3 separate regions of the Homo sapiens genome follow, and regions 1 and 2 are each linked to region 3. The links are chromatin loops, found by intact Hi-C in ENCODE. Cell type or tissue: dorsolateral prefrontal cortex. All regions are shown on one strand.

Region 1 (8,000 bases), 280 kb after region 3:
CCAGGAGAACTTTTTAATTCAAAGGAAATTTTTTATTTTCTTCCATAAGTTATTGTGGTACAGTTTGGTTACATAAGTTCTTTAGTGGTGATTTGTGAGATTTTGGTGCACCCATCACCCAAGCAGTATACGCTGCACCATATTTGTAGTCTTATCCCTTGTCCCCCTTCCACTCTTCACCCCAAGTCCCCAAAGTCCATTGTATCATTCTTATGCCTTCGTGTCCTCATAGCTTAGCTCCCACATATCAGTGAGAACATACGACGTTTGGTTTCCAATTCCTGAGTTACTTCACTTAGACTAATAGTCTCCAGTGTCATCCAGGTCACTGCAAATGCTGTTAATTCATTCCTTTTTATAGCTGAGTAGTATTTCATCATATATATATATATGTGATGGATATATCTATCCATGGATATATCCATGGATAGATATATCCATCACATATATATATATATATCATATATATATTCCATCATATATATGATCGATATATATCATATATATACTATATATATGGGTGATATATATGGTTGATATATATATCATATATATATGATACACACACACACACACACACACACACACACACACATACACACACACACCACAGTTTCTTCATCCACTCACTGATTGATGGGCATTTGGGTTGGTTCCATGATTTTGCAATTGCAAATTGTGCTGCTATAAACGTGTGTGCAAGTATCTTTTTCGTATAATGACTTCTTTTCCTGTGGGTAGATACCTAGTAGTGGGATTGCTGGACCAAATGGTAGTTCTACTTTTAGTTCTTTAAGGAATCTCCACACTGTTTTCCATAGTGGTTGTACTAGTTTACCTTCCCACAAGCAGTGTAGAAGTGTTCCCTGTTCACCGCCTCCAAGCCAACATTTATTGTTTTTTCATTTTTTGATTATGGCCATTCTTGCAGAAGGACTTGCCTCTATGCATATACACATCCTGTGTCCCACTTATCATCGCGGCTCATCAGGGAACTGAAATTGAGGAAAATAATAATAGCTTAATCCACCTTGGCCAGGTAGCATATTTGTACTATAGCTCAAAGCTTCGAAGCCCAAGTGGTGTGGATCTTTGAGGCAGATCAATAAAAGACAGATTTTGAGACAGAAAAGTCTTTCTGAAACTCTTGGATTATTTCCTATAAATGACCAAATATAAGGCCATACACAGCTCACAGGAGACTCTTAAAACTGAATGGTGAGATCTTGCAAAATTATCTTCTTTTGGCTGCACAAAGCAATTGCCTATACTTGAATGGTGGTAAGCAATGCTTGGGACAATGAATTTGAGAGTCCTTTTTAATAGAATGAACTACTGCAGGTAATTTTCAGGCAACAACTCAAATTCTTATCTAAAAAACTAATTTTTAGCTTTTCTTTTCCTGTTGATGCCTTTTCAGGCAGGTGGAGGATTTTCTTAAGCAGTTGGTATCTGCGGAGTTATGCACATCTTTGTGAAGAGCCCAGACAAATTAGAAAGTCAAATTAGCAATGCATATTTAATGTTATTTGTAGTTGTTGTTGTTGTTTTTAAGTTGGCAGTGATGTTTACTCTTTGAGGGGGAGTTTATAATTATGCAAATTGGAGAAACAGTCTGCATATGGTATAATGATAATGCCTTGGGTTTTATATCTAGAGTCTAAGTATTTCTTTCATTTTACCCATGACTAGAGGGGAGGTTAGCCAAGGCTTGTGCCTGCTTTCTCTGCCATGATGGAGTATGTGAGGTCTTAGAACTTGAGTACCTTTATAAGCTTTCCTCTTAGAGGAAGCACTGCTGAGATTTTCATAGTATCATCTTATAGTAGATACTATTGATTGCCTTTACAATCACTATTCTTTCTTCCTTTTTTCTTTCTAATAAGATTTTAGTTTTGTTTATATATCCCCTTTTCTCCACACAACCATGTAGTTCAGGGAATGTGAGTCCCATTCTTAACATCAAGAAGGGACTAACAGTTATTCTAAACCAATCATGGTGGTTCCATTTGCTTTGCTAAGGACTGGTTTAGGCAAGGGTGTGTAACACATTTCTGGCCAATAAATGTGAGAGGAAGTTTGCTGGAGACTGATGAAAGAGACAACCCACTGAAGAGGTCATAATCCAAGTCTTGGTAATATTACTGATTTACTCCATTGACAATCTATGGACCTCTCTTACCTTGGGACTTCTTATGAGGGCCAACAACTTTTTTCTTGTTATTTACGCCACCTTGAATCTGTACTTTCTGTTACTTGCAGCCAATAGCACATCTTAAGTGATATATAATTTGACAGGTCCTATGTTGTCTGGGGAATATATACAATGGAGAAAGTTTAAACCATTTACTTGGCATCTGACATACCAGATCAGCTGACGTTTATTTTACTGGGTTGGAGGAAGAGATAGCGGTGGTGTTTTTTTTGTTCTGTTTTGTTTTGTTTTTTTAATTTAGACTCAGAGGGTACATGTGCAAGTTTATTTCATGGGTATACTGAGTGATGCTGAGGTTTGGGCTTCTAATGACCCCACTGCCCAAGAAGTAAAGATAGTACCTGATAGGTAGATTTCAAGTCTTGTTCCTCTTTCTCCTTCCCTCCTTTTTGAAGTCTCAGTGTTTATTGTTCTCATCTTTGTGTCCATGTGTAAGAAATGGTAGTTTCTCATCTTGGCAGTGGAGAGGAGTTCATTATCTCCACTGAGTGAGATGAATAATAGGAAAAACTACTTACTCTTCACACTGTTGCTTTCATTGAAACAAATGTCACCAGTCGGTTCTGATTCTCTTGTCAAAGGAAGCCTGCACGACACAGGACAGAAAAGAAATACAAAATATACAATCTCATTTTAGTATCAGCAATAATCAAGTATTTTGCCCTTTTCTCTTTAACTGGATGGCTTTAGCTTTAGACACACTTTATAGAGCAAGTGGAATAGATTCCCAGGAAGTTGTTTCAGTAGAAACATTTTATTTCTGCCAGGGAATCAGGTCTGCTACTTTATCTGCCACCATACAGAATGCAAATTATGGTCCCAGAGATCCTCAGCTAAATGCCTAATTGCTCCATGAAATGTGTGCTGGTCCAGCCACTCAGTGCATTTCATCTTTTTTGTCACATTGACTGGTTTCAGAATGGATATGGGATTTCAGACCAATGAAAGTCAGTTCTGAAACTTGTGTTGAAAATGTAGTAGAAGGTCTCTTTCTACTGTATTTGCAATGATGAAGATGGAGACCCAGAGCTGCTGGAAGCCAACATGGGAAATCAAGACTGCAGTTTTGAGTGAGAGGTACCTAGCTTTGATGTTATTTGGACCCCCAGATTTAACTATGATTGAACTTTTCACTTGTGTGAACTATACATACCCTTCTCTGCTTAGGCTAGTTTTTGTTGTTTTCTTAAGCCATTGGGTTTTCTGTTTTTCTTTTTAAAAAAATCCTCACCAATATAGAAAACAGGGCAGTTATCATAATTTTCACTTCATAGAGTATGAAATAGAAGCTCAAGAGAGAGGGCAGGGTGGGAAAATTCAAGACTCCTATTCAACGGCTCCCTCCATTCCATTCTACTGCCTAACTTCTTTCAGTAATTCATTACAGTAACTCATTACAGGAAAGAGTTGACACACTCATTGCTAACTTTACTGACTTTAAACATTTCCACTTTGGAGACAATGAAGTTGTCTTCCACAAGGCTACCAAGGGAGATAATCTATATTATTTTAGCAAGGTAAAGATTATTCACATGCATATGCACACACACATACTCTATAAAAGGCCACGGTAGGTGCTTTAGATTTGGGCAGAAGATCTCCCTATAGGGTCTGTCCAAGATGCAGCCTGGTTCTTGTTGAAGCCCTCACTCTCCAGGGGACAGCTGAACTAAGTCAATGGACAGCCTCGGCCTCCTCAGTCTTGTCCCCCTGATTTTGGTCATCTGCATGACAGCTCTCTGGTGGCCTGTGACTAATCACAAACAAACTCTCCACCCAGCTGACTGACCTGCCTAGGGCCCAGTTCATTCTCAGTGAGTCACTAAACAGAGTTCACAAAGAGAAAGTCCATAGCCCAAATCCTGCTCCTTGAAGGGTTTTGACACAGACACACACACACACACACACACACACACACACACACACACACACATTATTTGAACTACATTCACACATTGAAAATTTTTACTTAAAAAGGGTAGATTTCAAGATTCACATTAAAAAATTCCAAAAGGCTGTCAACATTATTTGCATTCCCACACAAGGACACAAGCTGAATCTGAGTGGTGTCTACAGGGTTCAGGCAGGGCACATTTACTTCGTTCACCGTATTTCCTGATCTGTCCTCCTTTACTCACTTCTGCCACGTACCTGGCTGTGTTTTCAACCCCTGCCCTAACCTTCCTACAACCTGTTATTGTTGGCTAAGCCAACTGAGATGCCACCTTGCCCTCCAGTGGCCGTGTCTGGAAGCAGCCTGGGTCCAGCTAGGTTTCCATCTTAGCCTCCAGTTCCTCCATAAATAAAATGGCACTGCTGTGAGACTTTTTAATTTTCTCTTATCCTTGTTAAATCTTCCAAGTCCTCTGTAGAAAATAGGAATTATTTATTTAAATCAGAAAAATAAGTTAATAAATGCTCTTGTGAAAGTAAAGCTTCCGTGTCCTGCGTGGGGGGCAGGAATTTGGGGAGGCTGTATGGTGGAATCAGCTAGGCACTGGAGGAGGTGTCAGAAGATTGGGACACTCTGTGATCTTTTATACTTTTATTTCTGTCTCTTGACCTTGGTTTCCCTGTCTATCAAATAAGGAAGCCGTGTGTGCTAGATCAGAAGTTATAAACTGGTGGCCCCATAGTCCGTATCCAGCTAATAGACGGTATTATTCCCCCTTATTAATTAGATGCCAACAGCTAAGAAGAACGTTTCAATTAACAATCCAGATTACAGACTTGTTGGAACTGTCTAGCAACAATCACTAATGGTCCAGTGATGGTTAGATGGGGTAAAGTTTTGCCCCTGTCCTCATCTACTTCCTAGAGGTCATACATTCACCTTCACCACCTGTTTTATTTGTTACATTCCCCTTGCCATTATAGGCATTTGCTTTTCCTACTCTCCAGTGAGATGACCTCTAGAAACCCTTTAGCCCTCATTTCTGTGAGTAGAGGCTGGTGCTCTGAGAGTTAGAGACAGACAGTCTGGAGAAGAGGAAAATGTTCTGAGCAAAAAGCTCACCCTGGGACATTCCAGTAAACCTTAATGAATTGCTCCTCCTCCCCACTTGGCCAACAGTTGAAACAGCAAGACGCCCAGGCCTTTGTGAAGGTCCCACTACATGGTTAAACCTAAAAAGGCAACAGCGGATTTTGAAAGTAGAAATATTCTTCCGTTGGGGTTGCTAGCTGAGTCTCTAAGTAATTTGCAATTCAAGTGTCTCTTTGTTTTGTATGAAAATTTGCTGCTATCTGGAAAGTGGGGAAGAGCTAAATTGCATCCTGCTGGTTTTACTTTGGCTGTATCAAAAAAGAAACTGTTAATCTGGTTCCATAATTAACTTTCCTGTTCTAAAAAGGCCCTGGGAGAGAGTCCAGAGGGTGGCTGTCAACTCCCTGCCTCTCTTCTCAATAACTCCTTTCAATAGAATGCCCTGAAAGGAGAATGATTCCAGGTGGGGATTGGTCTTGGTTTTCTAATTTTTCTTCTCCTTTATCACCATCCAACCACTATTTAGTGAATAGCTACAGTGGGTAAGGCACTGTGCTGACTAGTTGTGTGCCTAAGGATAAATAAATCCCTGTGGAGCTGCCAGAGAACATAAGTAAGTTAACTTTCTATCCATCCACCATCCATCCATCCACTCATTCATCCAAAATGAATGAGCAGATGAATATAGAAACAGTTAGGTTTCTATATTATGGCAGACACTGTGCTAGGCATCGGTATGTGATACATACAAAGATGGCTTAATCGACATTCAAAAATTCTAAAGTGGAGAGATGAATTCTGACTAGGGCCTCAATAGTTGGCTTCATGGAGAAGATAGCATTTACATTTACTTTGGCCCCTTGATATTTATGTGCATGCATACATGAGTGCACACACCTCATGTACATGCACCCATACATGTGGATGAAATGCTGGTGAGACAGGCCAATTGATTCAAGTAGAGGCATGTAGGCTGGGAATTCAGTTTGACCATCACCGGGAGACCCCTTTAGCAGTAGAAGTGGGTTTGAACTAACATTAAGTGCTAACAAATTTGAGTACAGCCATGCAACAAGGGATATGTTCTAAGAAATGCATCATTAGGTGATTTTTTTATTGTGTAAACACCATAGAGTGAACTTACACAAACCCAGATGGTAAAGCCTACTCTACGCCTAGGCTGTATGGTCTAACCTACTGTGACTAGACTACAAACCTGTACAGCATGTTACTTTACTAAATACTGTAGGTCATTGTAACAAAATAGTAAGTAGTGTATCTAAACATAGAAAAGTTACAATAAAAACATAGATAAGGTACAATAAAAATATGGTAGTAAAATCTTATGGGACCACTATTGTATCTGTGGTCTGCTGTTGACCGAAATGTCATTTTGTGGCACATGACTGTACTGCTAGGCACTGTGCTAAGCACTTTGCATCTATTATCTTAATGAAATTTCACAATGCCAAGCGTAATTATTGGCTACAGATTACAGACAGGAAACAGACTCAAGGAAGTTCCCAGGGAACACATTGGCAGAATAGATAGTGGAGGTGAGACCTAGGTTCATGTCTCATTCTAAAGCACAAGGTTTAACTTCTAGGCAATATAGCCCAGCAGGGGGTTGGGGATGGGGAACCAAAGGAGGACTTAGGTATCTGTTAACCAATCAAGCAGTCATTCAATCAACAATGTATTCATTCATTCATGCAAATACTGTATATGTTTGCTGAGTATTCTGAAGATTGGGTGTAAAGAAAACAAAATAGGCAAATTCCTTATCCTCTTCGAGCTTCTGTCCCAGGGACCTAACACTGAAGCGCTTCCCTCCTCTACAGTGCACAAAGGAGAAAGTACAATGAGGCCAGAGTTAATCTCCAAGTTGATCCCCCAGAGGACTACTCATTGGCTGACCTTTGCCTAGTTCCACCCAGACAATTTGGATGGTACCCTGTCACCTTATTTTCTTTAAAGGACATTTGTTTTATCTTTTCTCTTCTCTCTGAAATTACTGCCTTGGGTATGATACATGTATTTTCCAATCCTATCCTCAATTGCAACTTGAAAAAAGTTTGTAAAGAAGTTGTTCTTTGCAACCCACTCAAGAAACCTAAGTAATTTTTCAGTGTTGATTAGGCTATTTTAGGTCTGGCTCTGAGGAAAGTTAGAGAGAAACCCTCGTCTTAACCCTGGTTCCCAGTTCACATCTACCTGAGAAAACTACTCCTAGAAGTCACCAAATTCTGCCTTAAACCTAACCCCTGAAACATCTATTAGGTGTCTTTTATGAGTTGGTGCACAACTCCCAAGATATATGAGGTATCGCTCAAAGACACTGCTTTATTCCTGAGAATTAGAACTGGGTAGGAGTCCTGACTGTCAGGGCTATATATAAGTATCAAGGAGAAATTACCCTTTGTGTTATTGCACCTGTAAATGAGGAGGACAGTTGAAACAAGATCATAAGTTGACAAAAGGATGAGGTTGCCAAGGGAACCTTGTATTCTCTGGCAGAATAATGGCTCCCTGAAGATGCCCATGTCCTAATCCCCAGACCTGGGGAATATGTTACATCACATGGCAAAGGGAACTCTGCAAGTGGAATTAAGGTTACAGAGTTTAAGATTCGGAGATGATGCTGGATCATCTGGGTTGGCCCAGTGTAATCACATGAGTCCTTTAAGGTGAAAGAGGCAGGCAGAAGCGCTGATGAGTTACACGATGATGAAAGAAGCAGGAGGAGAGATCTAAAGTGAGAGAGACTGGATCCACTGTTGTTGGTTTGAAGATGGAGGA
Region 2 (8,000 bases), 120 kb after region 3:
TACCACCCAGGGTCTTTAGTGTCTGGGCATCTCAAACACAATAGATGCGTTTGTATATCTAATCCTTAAGGCTCAGCAGATAGTCCATGAGAGTGATAAAAGGGATTATGGAAAATTTCATTTTTTCAGAAAATAGATTTCTTTTTTAGGGGGAGGGTACATAAATGAGATGCTGTTAAATCTTACTGCCACAGGTACCCAAGTTGAGGAACAAACTTGGAGATGTCAAAGCTAAATCCCCTATTTTCCTGATGCCAAAATTGAGTGTCAGAAGGAGGAAACTGCTTGAGATCACACACTGATTTAGGGTCAGAACTAGGACAGTTTTCATACCACCTGACTCCCATCCTCTTATAACACACTGCTTTGTTCCAAGCTATGCATTATGTATTTCCAAATGCTGACACAGTTAACATGCTTCAAGTTATTTAGTCCATTTTCATTTACCCACTAGTCTGTAAGTGCTATGAGGGCAGAGACTGTCTCTGATGTGTCCCTCATGCCTGGTGGATTGTTAAGCACTCAAAATATTTGTTAACTGACTCCTTTCTAGGATACCACAATAGCTCACCACTGATTAACTCCTGCTGTCTGTTCATTAAAACTACTCTTTTATATATTCCCATCCAATCTTGTAGCAATGCATTAAAACAAAGGCCTTCGCTGTAAAAGGCCCTGGCTCATCCTGCAGGTGCCAGGAACAGATGTCAGCTAACCTTTACCCAGTCACCACAGACTTGTTGCCACAGGGCAAGGCTCTTCATGGCTCCTTTTGCTCCAGCCCACTGGTTTCCCATGTGGACCATTAACATTTAGAAACTTGGCACTTAGAGCACTTAGAAAGAAAGCAGTGTCCTTACCCATTGCTGACCATTGTCCAGACTATTTCTCGGAAGAAAAAGAAATATACATTTGTGGGGCCACCAGTTTTTTATGTAAGAGCTTTGTGGCAGGCAGACACTCAACTAGTTGGATTTCTTTCCATTGTAGACCATCTAAAATGCATACAAACCCCCTTTGAGGAAGCTGATTTTTGAGCTCAAACGATATCCTCAAGGGTCCTATTATCATTAGATTACACTTACTGAGAATGCATAGCATAACAAAGTCAGGCACTGGGCTAAGTGCGCTCACATCCATTATCTAATCATCCTAAGAGCACTGATATGGTTAGTATCATTCCACTTTAATTATGAAACAAGCGAGGCTCATTGAAGTTAAGTAACTTGTCCCAGGTCATAAAATCGCAGATAATGTGCTGGGACTTAAATTCGGTACTGCCTGATGCCAAAGTCTAAACCCTTTAACGCTATGCCAACATTTCTCAAACTTTAACATGTACACATGTCAACTGGGGATCTCATTAAAATGCAGATTCTAATTCAGCAGCTCCGAGTGGGGCCTGAGCATTGGCAATTCTGACAAACTTTCAGGTGGTGTTCATGCTGCTGCTCCGAGGACCACAGTTGGAGTAGCAAGGGTCTGTGTTACATGACAACCCTACTGTTTTCATTCCTTTCTGGCTGGGATGTGTTCCCACAATGAAGCCTGGGAAAAGTAGGCCAAACTCTACTCTGCTATTCTTCTTTCAGTTTTAATAATAACTCGCCCAAGTTCAGGTATAGCAGTTTGTTGCTACAGGAATCCAGAGAAGGAAATAAACAGGAACCCTGGTTCCTGAGCTTTGAAGAAAATCCTTCATGGCATAGTTCCTCTTATGTCTCTATTTCCTCCTCCTCCTCCTCAGATTGCACCTTTCATTCCAGCTACTCCGAAGAACTACAATTCTCCATCTTGCTTCTACAGATTGTCTCCTCTCACAACCTGCACTCCTCATCCACTCCTCACTAGGTGGTCTCCTTATTCCTCCAGTTAATATTTACTCCTGTCTCAAAATTCAGCCCAGGGGCCAACCTTTCCAGGAAGCTTCCTTGATGCCCCAGTATGATATAGCTGCACCTCTTCTAAGCTCCTATAGCACCTCTGCAACCACACATCCCAGCCCAGAGAGCATTGTCCCATAGTCACTGGTGCTCCTTTTGCCCCTTCATTGAGCTGTAAAATCCTGAAAGCAGGAGCAATGTTCTATTAGACTTTATGTCCCTAGTCTCTAGGACAGTATATGCCACAGAGTAGATGCTTACTGAATGTTTGTTGACTGACCCAATAAATGAAAGGCTCTTCTAAAGAAATGTAGACACTGGCAGAGGTGGGAAGAAGCAGGCCCTTCTGTTTGTTGTTGGTGAGTGTCTCAACTGGTACAACGTCTTGGGAAGAATCAACCAGAATAAAAAAATGCACATACTGGCCAATTTAGCAATTATGCTCTAAGAATACTGTAGAGAAACTCAAACACATATATAAACAGATGATGGCTCAACCATCCAACGAATTCTAGCAGTCATTAAAAAAAATAAAAGATGAGGCAGCTCTCTATTGAATGTCTACCTGTCTGTCTACACATAGGAAATATTCTTTAAAATTCATTAGGTTAAAAAAGCACAGTCCTAAACAGTGGGAACGGTATGCTTCCACTTGTGAAGGATGTGCTTGTGTATATGCCATACTTGTCTGTTTCTGTGCACCTTTGGGAAGGACACACAGAAGCTGCTAATCGTTGTTGTGCCTGAGGTGGTGGGAAGAGAGGAGGGAGGGACACTTACTTTCCACCATCAGCTTTTGGTTCCTTTCAATTATGTAACCCTGTGGGCTATGACTATTATGGCAACATTTTCCTGGTTGCTGGGGAGCTGGAGGCTAACACTGTTTAGGGCAGTGATGGTTTTGTCCTGTCTAAGGCTCTGGCCTTAATGACATTTAGTTTGAATCAAGAACTGGGAAAGTCCAATGTTAGTAAATGCTCACTTAAATAGGAACACATGGATTGTTAGGGGAAGCTTTTCCCAAACGGGGCATAAGCCCAAAGAAAAAAACTCAGTGGTGAAGCAAGAAGGGAGTTTTCCAGATCTTGTCAGTTCCCACCTCTTGTGAACAGTGTCACTGAGGCTGGGTCCCCCCACCCCGATTTGAGACACTGGGGAACAAGGGGAGTACAGATAGGCTTCACTGCTTCCTGCCCTGTGTGATCACATCACTTCCAGAAAGATTCTGTGTACTTGGCTAATTAAATCAGGACTCTTATCTAACCTTACAGTGGGAGTGTGTGTATGTGGGCTGTCCCACCGATTTGGAGCAGACTGGGAGTGCTGCATAAATCTCTTCCAAAGAAAGAAAGGCAGACCAAGATTAGTGAAAGGAGGCAGAGGTCCAATGACACCTCCTTCGCTCCTCTCTGTTGCATTCTCTTCAGAAGGGTGGGGTGGCGGGGGGGATGTCCACAAAGGAAAGCAGTGTGGAAGTTTGGAGGAGCCTAACTGGCCCCAATACAAATTTTATGATTAGGAAGATATTCTGTGGTCTGATGGCACTGAAAAACATTCTGCAAGTGGCATTTTTACACAAAGACTCTCTGCTGAAATCTTGGCTGCGTACAGACAAGGAGAAAAAAAACCCATTTCATTTTCCATCTGCCAGTACTATTAAACATTGGCTTGGGACTCAACTCACCATTTTTATAAGTATATTACCCCCACCTTAAAGCCACAGATTTTATTGCAGGCAATTAGGTGACAATCACTGATGGTTTCTTGTTTTTTTTTGTCATAAAAGAAAAAAAAACAGCTTTTGTTGTTGCTGTTTTTGTCGATTGTTATTTTTGATTTAGAGCAAAGGGCCAAGGAAGCCAACAACTGGCTTCTTTAGAAGGTGGTAGAATGCTCCCTGGAGGTTTCAGAGGCAAATTTTGACTGAGTTCACTAAGGGAAGGTAAAGAACTGGTGATTCCAAGAGATGATCAGAACAGATTGGGTGCCAGATGGGCAGGTGCAGGAAGGCACAGAAGGCAGGTGGAAGGGGACAAGTGCAGAGAGTCTGTCAGGAGTGGGTGGGGGTGGGCACCGAGACAGCCACCTGGGGCTGCCACAGGAGCTCTCTAGGGACGGCTTCAAGGATCTGACACCAGCTAGATGTATTTGATGGGTTAGCACAAGAGTCCTTAAAGGCTGCATACTTCACTCCCTTCAGCAAATGCCTCCCAAGCTGTAGAAAGTGCCAATTTGAGCCAAGTGAAGACTCTTTCCTGGTGGGGTGATGGCCTGCTTATGGAGGGTCCCCATCTTGGCTGCTCCTTAGAATTATCAGAAATTAAAATATAAGTGCTCAGGACTCACACAAGACCAAATATACCAGGATCTCAGGGGAGAGAGTTCAACAACTGTATTTCATGGAAACTCCCCATTTTCTCTTTATGACATCAGATATGTGAACATTTGTTCAAGGCAGACAGCTTCCCTTTAGAAAGATCATTTAAAACTTCCATTAGGTATCTGTCTAGAACACACAATTTTAAGAATTAAATCCTCAAAATAAACTCATGAGCCAGAACAATTGTCTTCATTTTAACAATGGGTAGGTTGAGGCTTCCATTTCAGTAAGCCCACCAAAGTCACAGAGCTAGTACATGGGGTAGCTGAGATGAAAACCTGACACATTAGACTCCACGTGTGCCTAATTCATAGCTGGAAGTTAGCCTGCAGGTCAGCAAAACATTATGTTATTTGATCTTTAGAACAGCCTGGTGAGAATTGTAAGTAAAGTATTTTCAGGTGGTGAAAGAGACATAGAAGGAGGTTTAACATGTTGCTTAAGGTTACCCAGCAAGCCAGTAGCAGAACTAAAACCAGAACCTCCATTTCCTAACTCTTAGCCCAGTGCCCTTCCTCAAAACTACTCAAAAATACAATTGTTCCACTAACCCCAGATTTTTAAGTGACCTTATTACATAAGAGTATACTTAGCTGTTCATAAAAAGAACATATCACCATCTTCCCTTCACCAGGCAACAAGAATTGGAACTTAACTCGTGTCAATTTCCTTACTGCTCCTGAATGAACTTAGTCAGAACTTGCCTTTGGGACTGCCAGCCAGGGCAGGATGATGACATCTAGGATCTGGAGATAGCTCTGGGGTTAGTGTGTCCCTCTCACTGGCCATCAGCTAAAAGCCCTGCATCCAAGATTTACTGCCTGGACCAGGGATGCAGTTTTTCTGGGCTGCTGAGACTTGTCAGACTGAACAAGGGGCAGTGAATTGATGTGACCCAACTGAGATCCACAAAGGAAAGCTTCCTTTTTCTCCCGCTCATTTTCTGGGGGAGACATACTCAGGCATGTGGGATGCCTGTGGTATCTAGAACTGGAAGATGCCAACGACACACAGAATCTGTGCCTAATGAGAATTCACTAAGGTCATTTTACAAATATTTAAGAAAATAACTCGGGGAAGTGCATTACATTTATGGGGGCAAAATTAAGAAGGATGTAGCAATATACACACCTTGTTATTATCTCGTTTGGGAAAATAAAAAAAACCATGAAAATCTTCCTGAAGACATCTATGGATCATTTCACTTGTGTATTTATGAAGGTCATATGTCTTAACACACTGTTCTTGCCTTATCCTTGCTAATGTTGCATTTCCGTGCATGACAATAACCCGAGAGGGAACTCAACTTTGTCCTCACCCAAAGTTAGATGAGTAATGACCCAGAACAGAGGCTCACAGTGTTTCTTCTTTGTCACAGTCAGAAAACACAGTCCTTGGTTATGAATACTAAGTAGCAATATGGAAAATGTTTTTGATATCAAGTTAAAGAAAATCCCAGCATCTACAATTGATATGTACCATGATTACAAAAAATGTTAAATATATGTGGTTATGTGTGTGTGTATTCATGGGGGAAATAAAAGACTGGGAAAAAATTGGCCAAAAGGACCATTTTTATAATCTAATTTTCTAATAAAGGGATGGTAGCCCTTTGGGTCCCATCTGTTAGTATGTATCTCTTGTTCAAGATTGCTGGGGCTCCCTGTGGCCTCTTGTGCAAGTGCAGAGATTCCAGATGATGTGTTTTTATGTTCCCCGGAGAAAGAGTGTGTGCAAAGGAAAGAGGAATAGGACAGTGGGCAGAAGCCCTGGTCTTGCCTTGACTTCTAAGAATGCTGTGTGATCTCTGGGGAGAAACTTGGTTTTCTTTGCTTGCTACCTGGATGTTTGCTGATGGCTATCCTAGTGGATCAAATGTGAAAGGACAATACGCAGAAAGCCCCAGACCAAAGCCACAAACAGCAATGCCCATAAGGGCCGAAGGGAATTAGTTAAGGGAATGAAATGGTCTGGGTAATCTTGACATAGATATTATTTACTTCATAACTATTTAAAACTTATTTTTGATCACCAAAAAGTATATTCTTCCATTTTTCTTCAAACACACATGCCTTACAGGCTTATCTGTTGTTTTTCTCCCTTATAGAAACATAAGCATAACAAATATTTCTAATTTCTCCTAACTGTATAATTTTAAAAACATGCATAATGAGTATGCAGTTGCCTCCACCTCAGTGACGGGATACATAGAGAAGGTGGGTGGGGGGCTGTGATGAGCTGAAGATGGCATGCCCAGTCTAAGAGTTAGGGACCTCTCAACCCAAGCCAGTTGTTGCCATGAGGAAATGCTGGCTTAGTGTGGAGAATTTTTATAATTCAATTTTTAAAAGAGAAGCAAAAAAGTCTATATGCTTACATAAAATCTCTGATTTCTAAACATTGAACATTTCTAATGAACAAGAATTGTCTATGCCAACAAAACACATGTGTGGAGTATGTACAAAACCAAGGGCACCATTTTGAAAGCTCTTCAGGGTTTGTACAATTTTTTCTTTTTCACATTCCAGAGCACCCTCCCTCTCTTCCCACAGAACACTTACAGTTCAAAGGCAAAAGTCAGGACTTACTATGGAGCTGCTGAAGGCCACAGGAGGCTGTGAGCTTTCACGGTGCCCCATAGACCTTTGCCGGTAGTGGCCCTGGATGGGCACCCGGGCACTCTGGCTCCTCCTCAGAGGCTGAGCACCTTTTTGGCTTCTCATAGTTGCTGGATCCTGGGCCCATCTAGCCGAGAAGGACAGGCATTGGTATTGGGTCCACTCTTCACCATCTGAGTCCAGCTCCTTTGGGGTCTCCAGTCGCTTAGCTGCAAGAAAGGAGTCCTGTTATTGCACTAGTTGTACCTCGGCTGGACCATGTTGGGGAAAACCTAGACTTTGTGTGGGGGGTGGTAAGAGCATGGGAAGGGCCTATGCTACTCTGAAAAATTGGCATCTGGGCTACCAAGACTGGAGAAAGAAGGGTAAAACTAAGTCCCACAGATTCAAACTCTAGTGGACTACCTACTAGTTATGTGACTTTGAGCTTTGACATAACCTGTCACTTTATTTCCTCAGAGGTTTTTTTTTTTTTTTTTTTTTTAGGTTTCTAACTCATAGGGATGTTTTGAAGATTTAATGATACAATGTGTTAAAATAACTAGCATACTCTAAGTACTGGTAATGTGGCTCTTATTATTATTACAAAGAGACCAGAAGCTCCCATGTGAATGGTCTGCTATCACCATGGCAAAGGGGATACAGCTGCTTATAATACTCTCTCCATCTTTCTCTTTCTCCATCCCTCACACTCAAAAGAATGAATACTTCTCTCTTAAGAGTTTGTTTTCTTCAAAAAATGGGTGAAGGATATGAACAGACACTTCTCAAAAGAAGACATTTATGCAGCCAACAAACATATGAAAAAAAGCTCATCATTACTGGTCATTAGAGAAATGCAAATCAAAACCACAATGAGATAACATCTCACACCAGTGAGAATAGTGATCATTAAAATGTCAGGACACAACAGATGCTGAAGAGGATGTAGAGAAACAGGAATACTTTTACACTGTTGGTGGGAGTACAAATTAGTTCAACCATTGTGGAAGACAAAGATTCCTCAAGGATCTAGAACCAGAAATACCATTTGACCAGCAATCCCATTACTGGGTATATACCCAAAGGATTATAAATCATTCTACTAAAGACACATGCACATGTAAGTTTATTGCAGCA
Region 3 (8,000 bases):
GCTGTCATTTTCCCAGCGGTCCTGACCTTCCTGGGGAATACTGATGGGGAATCCCAGGTCCCAAACTGCCGACTGTCAGGCCTGGAGCACAGGACAGGTCCCAGGGGTGCAGGTCACAGGCCCAGGGACCCTGTCTCTTTGGCTCTTCCCTTCTCTCCTGGGGCCTCTGCTCACCTGGCTTCTGGGGAAGTGTCAGACGTGTTCAGCTTCAGTAATCCTGCCACTTTCCCAGCCATGAGGAAAAATCTATGTGTTTATTATTATTATTGTTACTACTACTATTTAACATCTAGAAGCTTTTCCCTGACAAACAAAGAGTGGCCTTGGCTGCCTGCTACCTTGGCCAGGAGATAAGGGACAGGGCAGGCTGAGAACACAAGTCCTTTTTGGGGTCTGCTTGGCGTGTGGTGAAGCCAGGGGAAGAGAAGGGACAGTGGCCCAGTGTTAACACCACCAGGCCACCTGCCTGTGCCTTCTCACACAGAGTCAGGAACTCCAAAGTTCTGAGAAAAGGATCTAAGAAAGCAGGGAAACAGCGCTGGCCTGGGCCTGCCATACATACCCCCCCCACACATACACACACACATACCAGCAGTGAAGGCAGTGGAGAAGAGACCACCTCCTGTCAGAGCCAGTCCTCACAAGCGTGTACGCATCACAGTGGAGTTCTGGGCTCCCCGGCTGCTGGTTCCTCCAGCTTCCGCCTCTGGTTTCCCTCTTCCCTGGCCTGGGAACGTAGAAGGGTGCAGGGTGAAAGACTTGGTCTTCTACCGCATGGATTCTCTGAGCTGCCCCAGCAGGACCGTGACTCTCTGAAGCCTGAAACGATTTGAACAGCCCCCTGTCGGGCAGCTCCTCACTGGCTGATGTGGGCTTGAACATGTCAGTCATGGAGAACTCACCACTTCCTGAATCTCTCCATTGCAGTCTTGGATGGTTCTAGAGAGAGGAGCAGAACTGGAATATGTGGCTACAGCTATGTGAATTGACAGCTTCTGGGCTTTGAACCGCAAATTCCTCTTTCACTTAAAAATCCTTTGGGCTCTTGCCCTTTGTGTCTCTAACTCTTGGGACGTTTTTCTTAGGGACAGGCTTCCAGTGTCCCATCTAACACTTGGGTGAGCTGGGCCCGTTGTTCGTGGGAAGGGGTGTAAGTGTAGGGGAAATCCATTTGTCACAAGAGAGAATCAGGTAGGGGAGGGACAAGGTGACTTCTGAGGTTCTGTTCTTATGCATCTGGACTCCCACCTTCCCTCATTCTATGAAGAAGCTGGAGAGTCCGTCATTCTTGGACCTTTCCCTCAGTGCAAGGAAAACAAGTTGGAGAAGTGACAGTGTCCTGGGATGAGCCCAGCAGCTTTCTTTCCTTTCTCACTCAGCCTCTGTCTCTCTCCCCACAACCGTTTCCTGCCTGGGGCGGTACAGCCAGCAGCCAGTGCGCCTGAGCCCTGTTATTTAAAATTCAGCCGTCACCATGGCAACCTGCATCTTGCTCCATTTCAACCAGAGATACAAAGAAGCAGTGAAAGGGAAAGTTTAATAATGTTTTCTTTTTTTTCTTTTTTTATGAATCTCACTGACTGTCCATCTTTTTGTGAAATAGAAATGTTTCATTTTAGTGGCATTATCAAAATGTCATTCGTTTTCAGACCCCGTGGCTTCTGGAGGGTCAAAGTCATCACTTGCTTTCTAGGGCTGCCGCTGTCACCCCGTTTCCCCCTTCAGAATGGATGATGAGTGTTATTCCGCATTTAGGCTTTTTGAAAGATTTGAGGTTGGACTAAGTTTAGAGAGTGTTTATGGCTTTATTCTCCCTTCCCTTTCCCTGGTATCAAATCTCAGAGTCACGGCAAGGTAAAAAAAGCTAGAAGAGTCTTTAAAGATCACTGACTCTGGGGTGCCATTTTTGTTTCAGTGTGTGTAGTACCTCCTCCCCAGCATTCTGAGAGTGCTTCCTCATTACTGTCATGGAGCTTGGCCTCTGGGTGGTGTTTCTGTGATTCATGTGGAGCCAAGAATTTCCCGTAACCACTGTGACTGGCTCATGAATGAGTATACGGCCCAAAAGGTATGGCTGAGCTGCAGTTCTGGGTCTGAGAGAGAGCCTCTTTATTTTTCTGCTGAGGGGATGAAAGCCTGGAGCTGCCAGAGACCCTCACAGAGAAGGAACTTGCCTACAAGTGGAGTGAACACAAAGGGAAGCAGAACTGATGGATGGAGAAGAGAAACCAGGCTTGGATGACGTTGCTTGATATCTTAGATCGAGGCAACCCTGAATCCATGGCTTTGCAGTTTCATGAGCAATATATTCCATTTTTTTACTTTAAGCCAGCTTCAGCTGGGGTTTCTGACAGCAGAACGCCACGACTTTGATGTTACATACCTCAAGCTCCTTCTTTTACAAATGAAAGCATGGAGACCCAGTGCAGGGAGGTAGCATCCAAGGTCACACAGAGAGGCAGCTCTGAAGGTCAGGTCTCCTGGTGTCTTCAAAGCCTTTCTGTCTGCTGTCCTTCGGTCCTCTGTTTTCAGGCAGATTCTGTTACCTTTGCAGGAACAAAAGCTGAGCCTATGGATGCTCATGATCAAAAAGTATAATTACGGTGAAGACCCTTGCTCAGCTACTCATCCCAGGGTGAGGGTGAGCATTTGGGGTGATGTCCAAGGAAAGTGTCCACCCTCGGCTTGTACAAGGAAAGTGCTCACAGTTGGCTCTGCATAGCCCTGTGGACAGACCCTAGGTACACTTTGCCTGTTTTCTTCATTGAGACAAGATCTGTTTGTTCAGTCTGCAAACAAATGTCACACATTCAACCAACACTTACAATTTTATTAATTTAATTGAACAGCATTAATTGAGGGCCTCCTATGTGCTAATCACTGTTTTGGGGGCACAGATTCAATGGTCAATAAAGGGAGGCTCAGTGCCTAAGCTCATGGAGCTTATATAATTTACTGTGGACATGAAAATAACCAGAGATACATAAAACTAAGGACTGTGAAAAAGTCTTATGCTTGGAAATTTCCCCATACCATGAGAGCATAAGACGAGGGCCCATCTCATTTTCAGAGTTGGAAGGAGCCTTGAGCTGATATGGGCAGAAGGAGCAGGAGTTAGATGAGCAAAGGGAGGTGTGGTTGGGGACTAGGGGACTGAACCTTCAAAGCTGGGAAAAGGGGAAGGCAGGACTTTGAATTAATTCATGCCAGTGTTGACAGGGGGCACCATCTGCCAATGTCCTTCTCTTTTGCCACTTTAAGTCTTTCTGTTCCTGCCCTATAGATTCTCTGAGCCCCCTTATTCCCATGACTCCCTAAGTCAGTTATATAATCTATTTTCCAGCCCAGGACCTTGGATGCCTAAGTTAAGATCTGTTTCGTGCTAAAGACTAGATAGTAGCGTTTTTGTGTGTGAGACTAAACATCATTCCCATGATAACGAGGTCTGCTTTTAAAGAGAAAGATGTGGGTTGCCTTTATCCTTCCTGAAAAGTGCTATAACTTCTCAAATCTAACTTCCGTTTGATTTGCTGTCTGCTGGTGAATGTGACTGTAGTAAAGTTTATTGCCACTAGAGGGCAGGAACACCAAGGCAAAGGACTGAGAAGCGTGAGACCAGGGCTATGAAGTCTGCAGGCACACCCAGATAAGCCGATAGGGTTTGCACTGGTGTGGGACGTGTCAAATTCCAAGCCCAAACTCTGCGTGTCTGAATTCAGATACATCGTCTACACACTCAGATGATTTCATTCTGCATACTGTAATCACTATAGATGCTGGTGCCAGCAAAGAAAGAATAAAAAAGGACTTTTGGTGGGGGAGGTTCCTGCTGTTTATAAAACAACGAAATAATGTGTTGAATTTCACCTTAAAGAGTCCTTTAAAATGTTCCCAGGAGTCAGAGGACCCCAATGTTGGTTCTTAATGTGCTGTGTGACCTTGCTTAAGAAATGAAACTCCTCTGGGCCTAAATTGCCCCTTTGTAAAAGGATAACATGGTGATGTGAAAAGACTCTTCTGATTCAAAGAAGAGAAGTGGTAAAGATGATTGAGACTGGAGAACTGCCCACTTAGATGCCTATTTGTGATTTGTGTGATTTCTAATTCTGGGGGCTCTTCATACTGAGGGAGCTTTATTTTCCTGACTCATACATTTTTTTTTTTCATTTCAGCAGTTGAGTATACTTTAACAGAAAGGAATGAAGAGCTAAGGGTGGAATTTTGGCAGGTGGTGAAGGAGGTACTGTTGGTTCTTTCAAATCGCACCATGACAGTCAGTATTCTCTTTGCCTTTGATGAGGATGAGACTGATATGGGAGACTTGGTGAATATCTGTGAGAGTTACGTGTCTCCCTGAAACTCAGATTAAACCCTCCATTATCCTGGAATCCAGAGCCTTATTGTACTAGCTCATGAACCTGTCAGCTTGAGAATAAGTAGGGTGGAAACAGGACTGCTCTGGGAATGAGGGATGATATATAATGTTTTTCCTGCCGCATCATTCTAGAATGATGGACTATCTCTACGAGGCTAGGCCCCAACAAGAGGTGGAGCTTCTGCCTAAAGCCACCATCTTTTTCGAAGAGTGTCCCCCCAGGTGACTAGGTCTCTAAGGACCTAAGCTCCCTTTGGTACTCCTCTTGCTGCCTCAAGCTGGGGAAAGATGGTGGTTTGGGCTCTACCTCCATGTATTTGGGCATGAAACATCATGAAGACAACAAACCAAAACAAAGCAAAACAAGCCACAACACAAATCCTATATAAAAACCTCCTTTCTCTGGCAGTCCCAGTTTCTGGGGTTCACATTCCCAGAGAAGTTAGTCCCAAAAGACAGAGGGAGAGAGGTCAGCAGGAGTGAGATGAGGCTCTGCTTGGATTCCCCTTCCTCTCCAGACCTTTGTGGACCACCCTCCAGCTCTCTGTGGTCTTTCTCTCCCATTCCACAGCTGCCTGATTGACGGTGAAGGGCTGCTCCATGCTGCTGCTGCCATTCTCACTTAGCAAGAGATTATAAATGCCTTCAGTCTCAATTAATATAGATTAGCACCATTTTCCCCCCTCTACAGATTATTTTAATGGAAGTTCATTTTTTTGTCGGGTGGTATCAGCACCACCATTTTTTTTTTTTTTTTTTGTTCTTTTTGAGACAGAGTCTCACTCTTGTTGCCCAGGCTGGAATGCAATGGTGCGATCTCAGCTCACTGCAACCTCCACCTCCTGGGTTCAGGCGATTCTCCTGCCTCAGCCTCCCAAGTAGCTGGGATTATAGGCCAGTGCCACCACGCCCAGCTAATTTGTGTATTTTTAGTAGAGACGGAGTTTCACCATGTTGGCCAGGCTGGTCTCGACCTCCTGACCTCAGGTGGTCCACCCACTTTGGCCTTCCAAAGTGCTGGGACTATAGGCGTGAGCCACCGCGCCCAGCAGCACCACCATTTGTAATGATTGCAGAGTGTTCCGTTGTGACAGCTCCACGATTTCCTTAACCGTCTGCTCCCCACTGATGCTGCGTGGCCTCTCTGCATCTTGTCACGGGTAAAATCACAAGATCTTAGGGATCATCCTCTCTGGACAGGCTTTTCGTTTTACAGAGAAGGGAGATGGCTTTGAGCTGATGGCAGACTAGGACTAGAATCCAGGTTTTTGGATTTCCCACCCGCTGCCCTTTTCACTCTGCCAGGCTTATTGAGTGTAGGCATAAAGGAAAGACAAAGGGACCTCACAATCCTATGTGCTAGACAATTTACAGACAATGAACACAAATGTCCCCTTACACATTTTTGTATTCTCTTCCATGCTTCTACTAGTAAGTGTCCAAAATACTGTCCCCCGCTGATTGCCTGTTGGACACATTTGGTCTGACCCTCCTTCCTGTGCCCCAAAGCAGCATTTAAAACCCCTCCATACCCTTTCCCAGTTCTGTCCCCTCTCTGCATCCCCCAGGGATTAAATTTCCCAAGGGCAATTGCCACACAGAGGCAGCAACCCAGTCACAAGATGGCTAAATATAACTGTGCAGACTGCAAATAAGCCTCCGGGATCATCTGCTCCTTTGTTTAGCTTATTATCCTCCCAAATCAAACTCCAGAGGAGGCTCGCGCATCGTCCATGTTGGGCAGGACCCGTTGGGTGGATGTTTGTGTCCGACAGGAAAAACCAAACAAACGCAACTCTGCTGTGAGCCGAGTCATTCCTCTTCCCCAGTGGAGCAGGACTTGCTTTTTAGATAAAGCCAACAATCCCCAGGTTTTGATTTCCAAAGCAAATCACTGAGAATCACATCAATATTGGGAACAGATGCAACAGTCTGGCCGACCAGCTGTGTGCAGCCGAGCAGCCAGGGATGTGGAACCAGGAACAAAGAGGTGCTGGCACTGGAATGTGCTTCATCTCTGCTGTCTCTGCCTCCCTAAGGGAGAAATGGACCATGTGGTGGGCAGGGGCATCCAGGGTTCTGGGCTGTGCAGGCAAACCAGAACTGGAGATACGGAGACAGTCACCCCCAGAGACACACGTTTGCAGGTGGCAATTCTGATCCATTAGTGATGTCTGATGTGGACCCAGGTCTGGTGTAACAGGCGTGCTCTATATTTCATCTGTGTTTTAGACAAAACCAGTATCAGTACGTAGGATTTCATAGAGGGTAGGGTGGAGCTGGGTCTCCACGAAGCTCCAGGCTTAACTGAAGCCCAAAGCTGTCCCTCAAGGAGGACTGTTTTTTCCCAGAGACTGGAGGTCTACTATGAATCTTGGATGGTAGTGGGGACAAGGAACAGGGAACAACCTGTACTTGGAAAGGACCTGGAGTTTGATTTCTATCATGAAAGGGCACTGATGATGTCCATTGCTCATCAAATGGATACTTTTCAATATTTATCCTAAATAAATCCTTATCAGCACTTGATGCTACTGGCCAGTTCTTCCCTCCATTGGTTGAGATATGATTCTGCCTTTTCTTCTGTCTCTCTTGTCTCTCCTTTGTTTCTCTAGAGGTTCCATCCTCCTCTGCCATTAAATATCAGGATTCCTTCATGCTTGGCCCCAGGCCCACTTCTTCTTCCACCCGGTATTCTTTCTCTGGGCGATCTCTTCCAGCCCATTGCTTCCATTCCCACCCCCATGCATATACTTCTTTTATATCTTGAGCCATGCATACCTCTCAGCTCCAGTGGCCTCTCTGCCACCTTGACTTGGATGTCTCTAACTCACCCTGTTGGAAAATGAGTCTGTGATCTTCCATCTGTGCCTCACCTACCTGAATCTCTTCTAGTGTTTCCAGACTCAGAGGACGACGCCACCATTCACTTAAATAAGCCAGAAATCTCACCTGAATACCTCTCTGTCTGTTTCCATGTCTAATCCATCATCTAGCCTTGAGGATTTTACTTCATATTTATTTTTGAATCTGTCCACTTTTTCCTTTCACAATTACTATCCTAGTTCAAGCTACTATCACTTCTTGCCTGGACTACAAATGGGTCCAAACCTCCTAATTCTTTTTCTTAAATTCATTCCAGCTCCCAAGGTCTTTGTCAAAAGGTAGATTGAATTATCTCTCTCCCTCACCCCTGTGTCTCCACTCTGACACTTGCTTCTAGTTTCCTGTGGTACAGGTTGAGTATCCTTTATCCAAAATGCCTGAGACAAGAGGTGTTTAATATTTCACATTTTTTGGATTTTGGAATATTTGCATTATATACTTACCTGGTTGAACATACCTAATCCAAAAATCTAAAATCTGAAATGCTCCAATGAGCATTTCCTTTGAGTGTCATGTTGCCACGCAACAACTTTCAGATTTCAAAGCATTTTGCATTTTCCCATTTGGGATGCTCAACCTGTACTTCAGGACAGCTAAAACCCTGACATTCACGTGGTGCTCCCACTTTCATAGCACTTTTGCTTTTTGTGATCTCATTTAGTTCTCAACTAGCCCGTGAGTGAGTCACTGTCATCACATTTTAAGGATCTTATCTGTTTTCCTTGAAAACGGTGGCTGA

Evidence for each region. A loop is a pair of places that touch in the nucleus more often than their neighbours do. Peaks named below come from ENCODE experiments on the same cell type or tissue, not always from the same donor. Only the 100,000 strongest peaks of a DNase experiment are listed, where the experiment ranks them.
Region 1: it touches region 3 in a loop (4-fold over the local background); 17 of 110 quality-filtered maps call a loop at or near these places.
Region 2: a loop joins it to region 3, with 4 times the contacts of the local background. A loop is called at or near these places in 2 of 110 quality-filtered maps.

What each region holds. Positions count from the first base shown.
Region 1 is chr5:160,783,003-160,791,002 of GRCh38, forward strand. It overlaps ATP10B (ATPase phospholipid transporting 10B (putative)), which reads right to left. Exons shown (of 26, transcript NM_025153.3): 2 at 2,557-2,801. Among named protein-coding and RNA genes, the nearest start is that of ATP10B, 65 kb to the right of the region's middle. In dorsolateral prefrontal cortex, a CTCF peak has its summit at 4,458 (motif pointing left); no DNase peak of the experiment used is centred here; H3K4me3 peaks cover 742 bases; H3K27ac peaks cover 1,875 bases.
Region 2 is chr5:160,625,278-160,633,277 of GRCh38, forward strand. It overlaps ATP10B (ATPase phospholipid transporting 10B (putative)), which reads right to left. Exons shown (of 26, transcript NM_025153.3): 13 at 6,852-7,090. Among named protein-coding and RNA genes, the nearest start is that of MIR146A, 140 kb to the left of the region's middle. In dorsolateral prefrontal cortex, no CTCF peak of the experiment used is centred here; a DNase peak (open chromatin) is centred at 3,264; H3K27ac peaks cover 2,433 bases.
Region 3 is chr5:160,505,382-160,513,381 of GRCh38, forward strand. No RefSeq gene overlaps it. Among named protein-coding and RNA genes, the nearest start is that of MIR146A, 24 kb to the left of the region's middle. RefSeq lists enhancers at 1-314, 796-855, 3,443-3,522 and a silencer at 1,428-1,477. In dorsolateral prefrontal cortex, CTCF peaks have their summits at 3,575 (motif pointing right) and 3,779; DNase peaks (open chromatin) are centred at 1,440, 3,610 and 6,150; H3K4me3 peaks cover 1,309 bases; H3K27ac peaks cover 6,820 bases.